Linked DNA regions of Homo sapiens: region 2 is linked to region 1. A link is an interaction called in ENCODE POLR2A ChIA-PET data of the cell type or tissue named here. Cell type or tissue: Caco-2. All regions are shown on one strand. Links, peaks and the distances in the headings refer to the core of each region. The heading gives the core; the rest is flanking DNA. Region 1 has its middle 6.3 kb from the start of ASS1. Region 2 overlaps NCS1 (neuronal calcium sensor 1).

What was found. ChIA-PET counts read pairs that join two places held together with the same protein. Peaks named below come from ENCODE experiments on the same cell type or tissue, not always from the same donor. Only the 100,000 strongest peaks of a DNase experiment are listed, where the experiment ranks them.
Region 2: POLR2A ChIA-PET joins it to region 1 with 10 read pairs; 2 of 35 experiments call an interaction of 5 or more read pairs at or near these places.

The regions. Positions count from the first base shown.
Region 1 is chr9:130,434,460-130,442,782 of GRCh38, reverse strand. No RefSeq gene overlaps it. Among named protein-coding and RNA genes, the nearest start is that of ASS1, 6.3 kb to the left of the region's middle. In Caco-2, for the core only: no CTCF peak of the experiment used is centred there; a DNase peak (open chromatin) is centred at 5,162.
Region 2 is chr9:130,187,958-130,196,280 of GRCh38, reverse strand. The region is part of intron 1 of NCS1 (neuronal calcium sensor 1); the gene reads right to left. Among named protein-coding and RNA genes, the nearest start is that of NCS1, 20 kb to the right of the region's middle. RefSeq lists a silencer at 6,566-6,915 and an enhancer at 8,089-8,323. In Caco-2, for the core only: no CTCF peak of the experiment used is centred there; no DNase peak of the experiment used is centred there.

The DNA.
Region 1 (8,323 bases), core at 165-8,164:
GGTAAGTGATCTTGGTGGCATTCCTAAAAACAAAGCAGCACCTAGGCCTGAGCAGGTGGAGAAACAAAGGCACTGGGATCTGAGACACTCATACCTTCCTTTTTTTTTTTTTTTTTTTTAATTTGGAGTCTTGCTCTGTCACCCAGGCTGGAGTACAGTGGCACCCTCACTGCAGCCTCTGCCTCCCCGGTTCAAGCAATACTCCTGCCTCAGCCTCCTGAATAGCTGGGACTACAGGCCCGCCACCACACCAGGCTAATTTTTGTATTTTAAGTAGAGACGGGTTTTCACCATGTTGGCCAGGCTGGTCTTGAACTCCTGACCTCAGGTGATCAACCCACCTCCGCCTCCCAAAATGCTGGGATTACAGGTGTGAGCCACCGTGCCCAACAACATTCATATCTTCTAAATATATCAAGTCTGCCCCTTTCTCTCCACTTCCACTTCCTCCATACAGGGCCACCATCTTCTCTTACTGAGACCATTATAATTTCTTACTTAAGTCTCTTTGCTGGCTCCTCCACTTACCCTAGTTGCCCCTCCAACATTTCCTCCCCAACAGCCAGAGAGGTTCTGTTTGTTTGTTTGTTTAAGAGATAGTTTCTTGGGGTCACAGGTATGGGTACTCCAGGGCCCAGCTCTGAGATGACTAATTTATTGGACACCTTGGATGACTGGCCTGGTGGAGGCCTGTGCCCAGGCAAAGGCCTAAGTCTTCCATACAGTGGAGAGGAAGACCTGGTAGGTTGAGACATCTTTGATAGGTGGTATAAAAGTCCTCAGTTTCTTTTCTTTCTTTTTTTTTTTTTTGTATTTTTCACTGATATATCTTAGTTATACATATTTTGGGGGTACATGTGATGTTTTGATCCGTGTATACAATGTGTAATCATCAAATCAGGGTAAGTCTTCAATTTCAGTGGAGGTACCAAGAGATCCATCCTGGTTTAGATGTCTGAGCAATGTTTTATGTGTATAAGTTTTGCCTATCTTCCATCAAATTTACTTCTAAGAATTTTAATTTTTTGATGTTATCATACATGATATTTTTATTTTCCAATTGTTCCTGGCATATAAAATCAACTTTTGTAAATTAGGTTTATATTCTGCAACTTTTTTTAAATTCACTTATTGACTCTAGTAGATTTTTGTAAATACCTTAGGATTTTCTAGGTAGACAGCAATGTTGTCTATGAATAGAAACAGTTTTACTTTCCCCTTTATTACCTTTGTACCTTTTTTGCTTGCCTTATTGCAATGGTCAGTATCCCCAGTAGAATGTTGAATAGAATTGGTAAGAGTAGTTATCCTTTCCCTGTTCATGATCTTAGGGCAGAGGATTCATTCAGTCTTTCACCGTTAAGTACAATGTTAGCTGTAGGTTTTTCATAGTTTTTTTTTTTTTTTTTTTGGTCAGAAGAAGTTCACTTTTCTTCCTTATTTATTGAAAGATTTTTACATAAATAGGTACTAAATTTTGTCAAATGCTATTTCTACACCTATTGAAATGATCATATGATTTTCTCCTTTATTTTATAAATGTGGTGTGTTACATTGATTGGCTTTCAGGTGTTGAACCAACCTTGCATTCCTGGAAAAAATTATATCTCAAATTGATTTTTAAGAAAAAAAAGAAACAGAAGGGGAATCTTTGGGTTAAAAGAGCTATAAAAGATAAAATCAAGGCTGGGTGTGGTGGCTTATGCCTGTAATCCCACCACTTTGGGAGGCTGAGATGGGCAGATTGCTGAGGCCAGGACTCTGAGACCAGCCTGAGCAACATAGTGAAACCCTGTCTCTAGTCAAAATACAAAAACTTAGCCAGGTGTCATGGCGTATACCTGTAATCCCACCTACTCAGGTGGTTGAGGCACAAGAATTGCTTGAACCTGGGAAGCAGAGGTTGCAGTGAGCCAAGACAGAGATTGCAGTGAGCCAAGATTGCACCACTGCACACTCCAACCTGGGCACAAAACGTGCTCTGTCTCAAAAATAAAATAAAATAAATCACAATGTTTAGATCTCATTTAGATACTGATTTCTTTTAAGTGCAAAAGAAATATTTTTATTTTTATTTTTATTTTTATTTTATTTTATTTTTTTGAGACGGAGTCTCGCTCTGTCGCCCAGGCTGGAATGCAGCGGCGTGGTCTCGGCTCACTATAAGCCCCGCCTCCCGGGTTCATGCCATTCTCCTGCCTCAGCCTCCCGAGTAGCTGGGACTACAGGCGCCCGCTACCATGCCCGGCTAATTTTTTGTATTTTTAGTAGAGACAGGGTTTCACTGTGTTAGCCAGGATGGTCTCGATCTCCTGACCTCGTGATCCGCCTGCCTTGCCTTCCTAAAGTGCTAGGATTACAGGCGTGAACCCCCGCGCCCAGCAAGAAATATTTTTATAAGCAGTTGGAAGTTTGAACACTGATGAGATATTCAATAACAGCAAGACAGAATTACTATTGATTTTTTAGGTGTAATAATAATGATATTGTAGTTATTTTTCTTTTTTGAGACAAGGTCTCCTCTGTCTCCCAGGCTGGAGTGCAGTGGCACGATCTTGGCTCACTGCAGCTCCACCTCCCGGGCTCAAGTGATCCTCCCACCTCAGCCTCCTTAGTATCTGGCACTACAGGCACATGCCACCACACCTGGCTAATTTTTGTATTTTTAGTAGAGATGGGTTTCATCATGTTGCCCAGGGTGGTCTTGAACTCTTGGCCTCAAGCAATCTGCCTACCTCGACCTCCCAAAGTGCTGGGATTACAGGCATGATCCACTGCACCCAGCTTGTAGTTATATTTTTATTGAAAGATTTATAAAGTTTTAGAGCTATGTACTGCAATATTAATGAATAAAATGGTTTCTGAAGCAAGGTTTTGATGGTCCCCATGACTCTTAGGTTCAAATCTCAATGGCTGTACTTCCTCCTCTGCCCTTACCCACTATACTGCTGCTGCCGGCCTGGCTGTGGTTGTTTCAACGTGTCAAGCCCTTTTTGCCATGTGGTCTTTCCACACACTGCTCCTTAGTGATGCCTCTTATCCTTTCCCTCCCCCACCAGATCAGTTGCTTGTCATAAGCTCTGATACTGGCACAGAGCAGAGGGCTGAGGCCTCCAGCAAGAAAATGGAAGAATGTGAGCGCTCTGGTTCCTGCTGTCTCTCCCCACTGCTCTTATCTTAGCCTGGATGACTGTGACCTCTCACATGCACCTCTGCAGGAGACACCTCACCTATCCTCCTGCCTGTGCTCACCATCCCCTCTGCTCCATGCTCCACATTGCAGCTGGGGGCTTTTCTAAGAGTCAGCTCTGACCTTTTCTTTTTTTGAGATAAGTCTCGCTCTGTCGCCCAGGCTGGAGTGCAGTGGCACAATCTCGGCTCACTGCAATCTCTGCCTCCTGGGTTCAAGCAATTATTCTACCTCAGCCTCCAGAATAGCTAGGATTACAAGCGCCCACCACCGCACCTGGCTAATTTTTGTATTTTTAATAGAGACGGGGTTTCACCATGTTGGCCAGGCTGGTCTCGAACTCAACCTCAGATGATCCGCCCACCTCGGCCTCCCAAAGTGCTGAGATTACAGGCGTGAGCCACCGCGCCTGGCCTCAGCTCTAACTTTGGTGGCCACTTGTCTGAGTGGCTACAGGGCAAGCTTAATGGATGTGACCTCATCGAATGCCCCCAGCCACCTAAAGGCATAGATACAGCCTGTGTACAGAGCCCTGGAGTGGGCTTCCTCCTGCCTCCGTTTCTCGCCTCTGCCACCCAAGGGCTCTGGACCTGCTGGGCATGAAGGGGCCTGGGTGTGTAGAGACTTCAAGGATCTCACCCTGAAACCTCCTTGTGGTTGGCACCAGAAGCCACTTTGCCACTGCCCAAGCCTGGGCATTGGCCCTGGGAAAAGAGAGTGTCCTCCAGGCCAGACCCTAGGTTGCCAGTCCTCGCCCACAGGAACACAGAGTCCAGTTGTTGGGTTCGTGGAAAACCCACATCAGGGAGTTCAATGCCTGACCTGCAGGCCTGTTTTCCACCCCTGATGGTGCAAACAGACTCGCAGAGGTCAGGTGGCACCAGGGGGCTGGGCAGCTTGGACAGAGTCTTGGCCAATGACAGCTGGCAGCTAGAGAAAAAGAAGTGGCAAACACCCTTTTTGGATGGAAAATACTCTCTGGCTCTGGCTGTGGCTTGCTTGGGAGGGGCCTCCTCTGCTTGGTAACCTTCCTTAGGGGCGGGGTAAGCAGTTGGAGTGTAGGGGAGGAAGGGACTGGGTCAGAATCTACCTCCAAGGCCTGGTCTGCCTTGGGCTTTCTGTGTGACCTTGGGTAAGTCACTCCTTTCCCCCGGCCTCCGCTCCATAGCCTCAAATGGAAAAGGAGGGAAAAGTGGGGAGGCAGGGGGCTGAATAGACACTCCCTTTTTAGCTCCTCACATCTTGAATTGCCAAGGGCCCTTGTCTTCAGCCTGCCCCTGGCCCTCTCTCTCTTCCCCCTTCCTTGGAAAGTGGAGGCAGGGGAGCCTGGTGGTCAGAGCCCAGGACTCTGGAGTCAGATGGACCTGGGCTGAGTCCTTCTCTTCCCCTCCAGGCTGTGTGAGATAGATAAGTGGCTTCCTTCTCTGAGCTCTCCTTCTCTCATTTGTGAAATGGGGATGCTGTTTCTTGGCTCTGGAGCTCCTGGAAGGACTAAGTAAACCCAAGTTGCCGGGCACGGTGGCTCACGCCTGTAATCCCAGCACTTTGGGAGGATGAGACAGGCGGATCACGAAGTCAGGAGATCGAGACCATCCTGGCTAACACGGTGAAACCCCATCTCTACAAAAAAAAAAAAAAAAATTAGCTGGGCGTGGTTGGTGGCGGATGCCTGTAGTCCCAGCTACTCTGGAGGCTGAGGCAGGAGAATGGCATGAACACAGGAGGCGGAGCTTACAGTGAGCCGAGATCGCGCCACTGCACTCCAGCCTGGGCGACACAGTGAGACTCTGTCTCAAAAAAAAAAAAAAAAAAAAAAACCTCAAGTCTGTAAGACACTGGACAAAGACTTAACAAGTAGTAGTTTCACAAACATGGAAGGCCTGCGTGAGACTGGGAGCGGCCTGCAGGAGACAGCAGGGGTGAGAGAGGAGTGGCACCTCCCCTCTGTGGGTCTCCGCCTCTGCATCACCTCCACAAAGTCCCCAGCTCCATAAAAAATTAACAGCCTAGCGAAGAGCAGTGCTCCAGTTCTGACCCGTTGACCCCTGGCGTTGCACAAAGAGGGGCGTTCGGCCCAAGGAAGGCCCTCACAGGTGGACCCTGGACGAATAGGGTACAGGAGGGCCTGGGAAGCCCCTCCCGCACTTCTTCCCGCCTCCTCTAATCTCTCCACCCAGCCTGGACTTCCATCATCAGTAATTTCTGTGGTTTAAACCAGAGATCAGCAAACTCTGGTCTGAACTTGTTTTTGTAAAGCCTGCGTGCAAACTAAGAATGGCTTTTACATTTGTAAATGGTTGAAAAACATCAAAAGAAGAATATTTCATGGCACATGAAAATGATAATAAATTTGAAATGTAAGTGTCCACAAATAAAGTTTTATTGGAACACAGCTGTGCCCATCTGTTCATGGGTCCTCCGGGGCTGCTTTTGCGCTGCAATGGCAAAGGTAAGTCATTTTGACAGAGCTTGAATGTCCCGCAAAGCAGAAAGTACTATCTGGCCCCTAACAGAAAAACTTTGCAGACTGGTTTGAAGGAAACCTACAGTAAGAAGCATCCTGGAGAAGGTTCTACTGGGGCTGTTAGGTGGGAATCAAGAGTCCCAGTTTGACCATTAACCAGTCACACCTCAGTCAAGTGACTGGATCATGTTCCCTCCCTGTACCCCCCTTTCTGCATCTGTAAAATGGACACAGCGATTTTTTCTCTGTGTACCCAGAACAGCTCTGTTAAGACAGCCTGATTGTCGTTCATCTCTAGAAGGAACTAACTCAGACAACTTTCCTCATTGCCCAGATGAGAGGGAGGGGACAATTAGGGGGAGCTGACCATGTCACACTAAGTAGGAGGAACAGGGAGAGAGGCACTCTTTTCTTCAGAACCATATGCAAAAGACAACCTCTCTCTCCCAGAGGCTGTGTCAGGGGCAGCTGGCAACAAAGAGGCCACCAGGCAGGGGCTGCTGCCAGCCCAGGGAGAAGGGCAGGAATGGGAGGAGAAGGATAAACAGCCAAGCTCCGTTTCACCTACACTCCTCCCGAGACCCAGCACACTGGAGATAGGCCAACACGCAGATATGCATTGACTTTCTTAAAAACCATTTTCGTTAGAGATGGGGTCTCGCTCTCTCACCCAGGCTGGAGTGCAGTGGCCAAATCATAGCTCACTGTAGCCCCAAACTCCTGGGCTCAAGGGTCTTCCCTCCTCAGCTTCCCAGGTAGCGGTACTACAGGCATGCACCACCACACCTACCTATACATGTGCTCTTGTATAGGTCACTCATCAAAGCCAAAGTCCCTGTGGTGGCCCAAAGACCTCACAGGATCCACCCCACCCCCTTGACCTTTCTGTCTTCCCTTTCTCCCACCTCATTCATCTCCAGCCTCCCCAACCTCCTGGCTGGACCCTCCTGCCTGAGGGCCCTGACACTTGCTGTCCCCTCTTCTCCTGCCCTGACCGCCTATTAAAACTATCCCAGGGGCCGGGCACAGCGGCTCACATCTGTAATTCCAGCACTTTGGGAGGCTGAGGCGAGTGAATCACTTGAGGTCAGGAGTTTGAGACCAGCCTGGCCAACATGGTGAAACCCCGTCTCTACTGAAAATACAAAAATTAGGCCAGGCGCGGTGGCTCACGCCTGTAATCCCAGCACTTTGGGATGCTGAGGTGGGTGAATCACCTGAGGTCAGCAGTTCGAGACCAGCCTGATCAACATGGAGAAACCCTGTTTCTACTAAAAATACAAAATTAGCTGGGCATGGTGGTGCATGCCTGTAATACTAGCTACTCGGGAGGCTGAGGCAGGAGAATGGTGTGAACCCGGGAGGTGGAGCTTAAAGTGAGCCAAGATCGCGCCACTGCACTCCAGCCTGGGCGACAGGGCCAGACTCTGTCTCAAAAAAAAAAAAAAAAAAGACTACTTAGGAATTGTTGCACTACACTTCCATCCATCCATTCGTCCAACAAAGGCCCTTCCTGTAGATGAATTAGATGAATTATTAAGGCCAGGGCCTAGAAATGGCCCTTGCCTTCAATAATCCATCCCCCAGAAGGGGAGATGCTATCAGGAAAAAGATAGCTCAGAAGAGGACTGCAAGTGAAAGCCAGGGGTGAGCTGCAAAGGATACAAGATGACAAGCAAGCCATAAAGAAGCCCGCTGTAAGAGTCTATGACTGGAAAGCGACAAGAGTTAGAAGATAAAAATAGGCTGGGGTAAGCCAGGTGCAGTGGCACATGCCTGTAATCCCAGCACTTTGGGAGGCTGAGGTGGGCGGATCCTTTGAACCCAGGAGTTCCAGACCAGACTGAGCAACATAATGAAACCTCATCTCTACAAAACATTTAAAAAATTAGGCCGGGCGCGGTGACTCACGCCTGTAATCCCAGCACTTTGGGAGGCCGAGGCGGGCAGATCACCTGAGGTCAGGAGTTTGAGACCAGCCTGACCAATGTGGAGAAACCCCATCTCTACTAAAAATACAAAATTAGCCGGGCGTGGTGGCGCATGCCTGTAATCCCAGCTACTCGGGAGGCTGAGGCAGGAGAATCACTTGAACCCAGGAGGCGGAGGTTGCGGTGAGCCGAGATAGCACCATTGCACTCCAGCCTGGGCAACAAGAGTGAAACTCCAACTCAAAAAAAAAGAAAAAAAATTTAGCCAGGTGTGGTGGTGCATGCCTGTGGTCCCAGATACTCAGGAGGTTGAGGTAGGAGGATCGCTTGAGCCTGGGAGGCAGACATTGAGGTGAGCAGAGGTCACGCCACTGCACTCCAGCCTGGGTGACACAGCAAGATCCTATCTCAAAATAATAATAATATCACACTGGTATTTTCCTAAGGGAGTAGATATGAGGTGTTCTTGCCACAAAAATAAGTATATACAAGATGATGGGTATGTTTTAATTTTTTCAAGCCCACACAAAATCCAAATGGATATATTAATTGGTTTGACTATAGTAACCATTTCATTATGTGTATCAAAGCATCACGTTGTATGCCTTACATATATACAAAACATTAATAATTAATATAAAGGCCAGGCATGGTGGCATGTGCCTGTAGTTTCAGCTGCTCTGGAGGCTGAGGCGGGAGGATCGGGAGGCCAGGAGGTCGAGGCTGCAGTGAGCCACG
Region 2 (8,323 bases), core at 308-8,307, 250 kb after region 1:
ATTTTTCAAAATAAAAAGTTGAGGGAAATGTTTGTCCTCTTCACCCCATAACCACTGTGCCTGCCTCCCCTCCCCACTGCACAATGCCAGGAGGGCTGGGGGGTCCTGCCCAAGGTCCTGTGCCCCCAGCAGTTCCCGCCAAGACAGGCACTGGGAGGGAGGGAGATGGGGGACAATTTGGGGGTTCAGCTTCCCTTTGCCTCAGCCTCCACCCAGATGCCAGAGTGACCTTCCCAGGCTCTGGTTCCCAGCCCGGCCCATTTTCCCCCTCCTCCCAGAGCCTCCAACTGCATGTGAAATTAACAGGGCCTCCGCCTCTGCCTCCCTCGGTGGGTCTGGGCTCTGGGCTCTGGGTTCAGGGCTCAGGGTTCAGGGCAGGGTAGGAACGCAGGCAGTCCTTGCACAGCTTGTTCCCTGGGTCACTGGCCCGCATCCTGACCCCACTGGAGTTCCTCTGACCGTTCCAGCCTCCAGGCCTTTGTGCTCTGCCAGGAACACTTCCTCACCTCACCCGTTCCACCCAGGGAAACCCCATCCATCTTTCAAAGCCTAGCTGCGCCCGAGCGCGGTGGCTCATGCCCGTAATCCCAACACTTTGGGAGGGCAAGGTGGGCGGATTACTCGAGGCCAGGAGTTCGAGACCAGCCTGGCCAACATGGTGAAACCCTGTCTCTACTAAAAATACAAAAATTAGCCGGGTGTGGTGGCGCGTGCCTATAATCCCAGCTACCACGGAGGCTGAAGCATGAGAATTGCTGGAACCCAGGAGGCAGAGGTTGTAGTGAGCTGAGATCACCACTGTACTCCAGCCTGGGTGACAGAGACTGTCTCAAAAAAAAAAAAAACAAAGCCCAGCTGGGATGGCCCTCTTCTAGGAGGCCCTCCCGACCCTGCCTTGGCCCCTTGGGAAGCCCCCTTCACATGAGGTCTGTCTTCCCATGGGTTCCACGACAGAGGGCCAACGGGGGTCTGACCAAGGGGGCACAGGCTGGGCTTGGGGGAGCAGTGGTGAAGTACAGCGGTCCAGAGAGGGCCTTGGCCAGCCCAGCAAGCACTTCAGGCCAGGGCTCCCTCTGATCTGTGGTCTTGGATGAGTGACCCCGCATCTCTGAGCCTTGGTTTGCTCATCTGTAAAATGGGACTCAGGCATCTAGCAGGAAGAGGAGGGACTGGTGCTCGGCCCAGTGTCCAGCACCCAGCAAGTGCGAGACAGAAGCACTTCTTCCCCTCATTTTCCTAGCTGGACACTAAGCCTGCAGAGGCCAGGACACTTCTCCTGGCCCATCCTAGCATCACCCTCAGAGCCTGGCTCAGCACCCTGCACACAGGGGACAGAGAAAAACACCTGCTGATTCCTCCTTTGTCATCCAGCCACTGGGCTGGGTTTAGAACACATCCTCAAACGTGTTTCTCATGCATTGACCTTCACAATTTCATCTGGCTTTGGCCAATTTTTAAAACGAACTCTCTCCATCACACTCTGCCTCCAGGCCTGCAGGCCCAGGCTCGTACCAAAACCAGGATTTAAAACTGGCAATGGGCCATGCTCTCCATGGGGCCAGACAGGGGAAAGTTCTGGGGTGCCATCCTGTCAGGGCCACTTGAAGCCTGGGTGATTCCAAACAAGTTTCTTAACCCCTCTGAACCTCCAAGTCCTCACCTGTAGGATGGGGTATAAACTCCTACCAGGCAGAGCCATTGTCAAGGTTGTTGAGGAGTGGATGGAGAAATCAGAGCCGACACAGGGCCCTGGGAGAGGGGGGGCTGGGCATCCACTCTACTCCCCTTCACTGACCCCCAGAGAGCCAGAGCTGCAGAAGGGGAGGGCAGCTGCAGTCTCAGAGCAGAGAGTGGGTCCTAGCCTTCGCCGCACCCCCACGCCCACAGACTCCAGGCTCGTACCCCACAGCCAGGAAGCACCCGCGGTGCCCACAGCCTCCTTTCCACCCCGGCAGCGCTCCTGAGGTCCCCAGCTCCTCTACTCCAGCTCCTCCTCCCTTCCACACAGCCCTTGTCTGCCAGGAATGAACACGAGAGCCAGTCCCAGGAGCCCAGGAGGATGTTAAGTCTGATTTTGATTTCCCTAAAGCAAAACACCTCTCTCCTGATTGAAGCTCAGCTCAAACATGGTGGGAGCAAAAGGCAGGGGCTGGCAGCCCCCTCCCGGCGCTGGCTTCAGCTAGAGGCATGGACGGCAGACGGCCAGCCAATCCAGCCTCTTCCGCCATCCCTCCTGGGGCGGACCTGGCCCTGGATCCATCTCCAGGGTTGAGGGCTGCCGGAGTGTCTCTGTACCTGGCCCCAGCCCTCCACCACAGCTGAAGGAAAACCGCACCAGCAAGAGGGCCTTTGGGTTTGAGCAGCACAAGAATAGAAGGCGGGGCCTTTGGGCCTGGCCACGAGTGACCCATCTTACTAAATCAGACAGTCCCCTCGGTCCTGACACCTTTGATCACTGACTGTCCTCCTTCCAGAAGCGCAGCTGGCCTCAGAAGCTCCTCCCAGGCCCACGCCTCTCCTGTGCTCAATCTCCCAGCACCAGGGCTCCTCCAAGCGCCCAGCTCACACGCTTTCCGGGGGCGGCTCTGCTCCCTGCACCCCTCACTCCCAGTCTCCTCCCAGCTGGCCCCTCCTGCAGTTCAGCTCCCCCACCCCCGTCCAAGCTCCTCACCGATGGCCCAGAGGCCCCTCAGGCTCCACGTGGCCCAAAGGGATCGCCCGGGCCTCTTCCCAGGTCCCCATCCAGAGATCTCCCTACAGGCAGTCCTGCACCAACTGCAGACAAGTCCCATCCAACCTGGCTGCCTCAAAAATACGAGAATGCCCCCACTGTCCAGGGCTGGCTGGACGTCGCCCCCACACCATCCCAGCTGCTGTGCCGGCCTCTTCTCAGCCCCCACCCCATCCCACTTTCCCATCCAGTCCCCACCTGCAGCTGCCAGCATCCCTAATGTGGTCACATTCCTCCCCTCCTAGAACCCTCCTCCAGAGCCTCAGTGCGTCTCCAGCCTCTCCAGCCTCACCCCTGCCCCTCCTCACAGCACCCCGCAGCTGTGTTCTCCCTGCAGTACCTCAGAGCCCCCTCGGTACCATCTCCTGAGAATAGGGTGCTCTGCCCCAAGCCCTCCCTGGGCAGCAACAGCACAGCTAAGTCAGAGCGGAGGGAGTGCACCGCTGGCCGCACACACCCTCCTGCCCCCACACCGGGCCCACCCCTGGGGAGGGGCAGTTCCTCAAAGCGAAGACGGTGGTGGTCTCTTGTGGGACCTGGACTCCAGGGATCTGCCACTCCGTTGCTGTGTGACCGGTTTTTTCCCCAGTTTGGGTTTCGGTTTCCCCATCTGTGAGAGAGGACATTACTAGCTGTGCCAACCATGGAGTACCGCACACTGGGAGGTGGGGAGGACAGAAAAGAGAGTGAAACACCTGTGGGGTTCCCACTGGGGTCCTGCTACACTCGAGGGCTGGGAAGCAGCCACCTGCTGCTCCAATCCTCCAGGTGCCCCAAGCACACAAGGCCTCAGATCACTCCCCCCACTCACTGCAGCACCGGCTCCTGGGGGAGAACCTCCCTGGAGTCACACGGCAGCATCAGGTGATTTCAGAAGGCCCCGGGGATATATGCTGGTGTTCCTGGGTGGGCAGGGAGTCCTGGCTGCCCACCTTTGCTCCTGACCCAATGTGTGAACGTGGCCACGCACCCTCCCCTCTCTGTCCCACGAAAGAGGTCAACTCCTGAGACCTCCAGGCCCCCCAGCTCCCACGCTCCACAAAGTGACCTTCAGGCAACAAGTAAATGAGGGTCTGGAGCGCCTCATTTCCCACAACGACAGGCCCCGTGTCCAGGAAGAGCAGCCCCCGAGAGGGCTGGAGTGAGGACAGGAAGGTGGGCACAGGCTCTGGGCCAGACAACGTGGCCGGGCCCCAGACTCATTAACCCTCGACCTTGGACAAGGGCGGCAGCCTCTTCTCTAAAATGGAGTGCTCGGCGGCACTGCCTCCAAGCTCAGAGTAACGTGACAGCAGACGCAGGAGCTGCCTGGCACGAGGCAGTCAGCATGATCATCACTGCTGTTGTACTTATTACTCGATGCCCCTGCCAGGGTGAGAAGAGAGACCACCCCCCACTCCCAATCCCATACCTGTCTGCCACCACTGCCTGGCTAAAGGGCAGCTGGGCCCCAGCACCAGGCCTGAGCTGCCCCAGAAAGGAGGCCTGGCCTGCTGCCCAGAGCTCCCGGGCACTCCTGGCTGAGCAAAGCCGCTGCAGGAGCCCCTCGCCCTGACCCACTCGCCGCGCGTTCCCCAGCCCTTCTGCCCTCCAGCCCCCCATCACGTGTCCCCACTGTGGGAGTGGTGTCCCAGCCTCCTTGGCAGTCACTGTCTCCACCCCAGTTCGCTGAGTGCCAGCCAGGACTGGTCCAGCACTGGGCTGGGGCACACAGCGGCTGGCAGGAAAGGTGGGCGGGCCCCGTCTGCTCTGCTCGCTGCCCCTTCCAAGCAGGCTGCCCACCAGGGCCATCAGACCGCCATGTGCAGCAGTGAGCAGCTGTGACGGCCACTGTCGCCATCGGGTGCTGACTGCGGTCTGCCCGGCACCAGCCTGAACCCTCATTTCATTAGCGTCTCACACAGCCCAGGGGGCCATGGGCTGTTGCTGTATCTGTCTCAGGATGAGGCACCTGGGCTCATCAGGGGAGCCCCATGCCCACGGCCATCCAGCTGACCAGGCTCTGACCACCCCCTACCGGCCCCCACTTCCCTTCCTTACATCCCCACGGCTGCCTCGCCTCCATGTAAAAGATGCCAGAGCCTCCGGGCTGGTGGGAGGAAGGCTGAGCACTCGAATCGGGGGGTATTTCACCTGTTGGGGGATCTCCCAGCCTGTCTTCAGGAATGGCGAGTAGATGGAGTCCCTGGCCCCGGAGGGCAGACTCGGGCCAGGCCAGGTAACCTTCAGCCCCAGCTCCCGGGAGCTGCTCTTCACCGCTCTGCACCCAGGCCTGGCTCTCCTGCCCGAGGCCCTCTAAAGCCAGGCTCTCGGCTTGGGACACACAGTCCAGCAGGGATCACCCAGGGCCTTTGCACAGATGGGTCTACCAACTATCCAGTCGCCACGTGGCCTGGGTCAGCGTGCTCCCTGCCCCGCTGTCAGGGGCCAACGAGAGGATACACATCACAAGCACTGAGCCCAGCACATGGTGGGCGCCCTGGAGATGCTGTGCCGATGAGGAGTCGTGGTGTCTGAATAAAAGTCAGAGGGCCAGGCCTTGGGGCAGACACCAAGATGGGAAGCTGTTGCCGCTCCCGCAGGAAGTGGAGCCAGGAGAGAGGCTGCTTAGAGCTGCTCAGATTCAAAATCAAAGCCCCGTTTCCCTCTCAGCCCCTTGGGATCCTCCCCAAGGCCCTGTGCTGACAGGCGGGGGTCCCTGCCAGCCCACTTCCAAGAAACTGCGGTTTCACAGAGAGGCAAAGCACTCAACCAAGATCACGCAGTCAGGGGTGGAGGAGTGGAGATGGAGGCCAGGTTTATCGACTCCAGAGTCCAGGCTCAGGAAGGCTTTAGCTGGGAGATATCATCCCCAAGGATGATCCTGCCCACCTCCCGCACGCTGTCAAAGAGTTACTGAATCTTTGGCATCTCTGACGCCCCAACAAAGTGCCGTTGGTGCTGGCAGGCAAAGGTCCTCAGTATCTGCTGATCTGTTAACTTGCTTTGACTGGCTGAGTGACCCAGATCAAGTCGCACTGACATAGGTTCAAATCCCGGCTCTACCATGTTCCAGTTGTGTGACATTGGACAAGTCGGTTAACCTCCCTTGGTTTTCTCACCAGAAAACTAAGGGCGATAAAACCTACCATAGTTACATACGTAGAAAATAGATGGAAAGAAACCAGTTGAAAATGTACACAGTGGCCTCAGAGAAGCTGTATGAGAAATGGTTTTGTTCTGTCTCTGTGAGTGCCTGCTTTTGTCCGATTTGGACCTTCCCCAATGGCTGGGTGCTCCATGGGGCAGGATCTATGTCTGCCTAAGTTGCAGCCAAATGGTAGCATCTGGCACATAGTAGGTGCTCAATGTATGTGTGTTCTCACAGAATGCATGTTCTTGTTTTAGGTGGGTAAGTTGGAAAGTAGACAGGGCTACTTTTATTTTCTAAAACCCAAAGTTATTTCTGGCTAGTAAAGGAACTTGTTCCAATGACCACATATATTCTCTCTCTCTCTCTCTCTCTCTCTCTCTCTCTTGCATAAACATACAAGAACTACCCCCTGGCTCAAGCCATCTTTCCTGCCAGACTCAGCTCAGAATCTTCCAAAAGGAAGTAAGCCACATCTTCTGCCTCTTTGGGGCCTTCGAGACCTTGGGAATATATATATATATATATATATATATATATTTTTTTTTTTTTTTTTTTTTTGAGATGGAGTCTATCTTCTAGCTCTGTCACCCAGGCTGGAGTGCAGTGGCACAATCTCAGGTCACTGCAACCTCCACCTTCTGGGTTCAAGCAGGTTCAAGCAATTCTCCTGCCTCAGCTTCCTGAGTAGCTGGGATTATAGGCACGCGCCACCACACCCGGCTAATTTTTGTATTTTTAGTAGAGACAGGGTTTCACCATGTTGACTAGACTGGTCTCGAACTACTGACCTCAAGTGATCCGCCCACCTCGGCCTCTCAAAGTCCTGGGATTACAGGCGTGAGCCACCGTGGCTGGCCAAGACCCTGGGGAAATCTTGGGTGTGTGGAGTTTTCTCAAGATTCCTGGTGGGGACCCTCTCAAACATTTCAGAGCCGACCCCGGCACTCAGGGATCCGGATCAGTCCCATTCCACAAGCATTTCCCAAACACTGCCAAGGTCAGACATTGTGGAAGGCACTGAAGCAACTGACCTACTCAGTAGAAAGGGTCTTTGTCTAAACTGACTCATTCTTTAGCCCCTGTAGACAAGTGACCTTGGGTAACTAAATTCACCTCTCTGAGCCTCAGTTTCCTTAGCTGTAAAATGGGAATAGTGGCGGTCACAATACGTTTCTTGCAGGCTGGTTAAAGGAACAAACAGGATTTTCACCCTTTCCTTCATCCAGCAATTAATTTCTGAGCACACTCAATGGGTCAGAACCTGAGCCAGGCTCCAGGGACACAGCAATGACCTAGACACAGGTTCCTGTCCTCTGAGTCCCTGATACAACAGGGGAGACACACCCTGTTAGCACACACCCACACAGCTGTCTATCTGTCATAATAAGAAAGGAAAGCTCAGCTGGGCCCAGTGGCTCATGCCTGTAATCCCAGCACTTTGGGAGACCAAGACGGGCGGATCACCAGAGGTCAGGAGTTTGAGACCAGCCTGGCCAACATGGCAAAACCCCGTGTCTATTACAAATACAAAAATAAGCTAGGCATGGTGGCAGGCACCTGTAATTCCAGTTACTCGGGAGGCTGAAACAGGAGAATCGCTTGAACCCAGGAGGCAGAAGTTGCAGCAAGCCAAGATTGCACCACTGCACTCCAGCCTGGGCAACAAAGTGAGATCCCCGTCTCAAAAAAGAAAAACAAAGGAAAGAGGCTGGGCGCAGTGGCTCATGCCTGTAATCCCAGCACTTTGGGAGGCCAAGAAGGCGGGTGAATCACCTGAGGTCGGGAGTTCGAGACCAGCCTGACCAACATGGAGAAACCCCGTCTCTACTAAAAATATAAAATTAGGTCATGGTGGCACATGCCTGTAATCCCAGCTACTCGGGAGGCTGAGGCAGGAGAATCACTTGAACCCAGGAGGCTCCGCCGAGATCGAGCCATTGCACTCCAGCCTGGGCAACAAGAGCGAAACCCCGTCTCAAAAAAAAAAAAAAAAGGAAAGTTCAGGATTAATGAAATGTGAAGCAGGAACCCAACCTAGCCTAGGGGGTCAGGCGTGCTCCCTGAGGAAAGGGCTGATGTGCAGGCCTCAGCCAGGCAAAGAAGAAGAAGCAGAGCTTTCCAGGAGAGGCTGCAGGTCCAAGCCTCAGAGGCCATCCAGAGCCTGGCGAGTTCAGGAACCACAAGAAGCCACATCACACTAGAACAAAACCTTATCCAGAGGCAGCGTGGTGTGGTCCAGGTGGAGAGAACACAGCAAGTATCCCAAAATGTTAACAATTGCCACTACTATTAATATAGGTGTCACAGCACCCAAAGACAAGACCAGATGGCCAGGGCTAATAACGGGGGCACCCCACAGGGGCAGGAACTGCAAGAGGCCGAGCAGGCCACCACCCCCCATCTCCCCACTTTGGATCATGTGGCATCTGCCTCCCCCACCCTAGTCCCCACATTCCTGC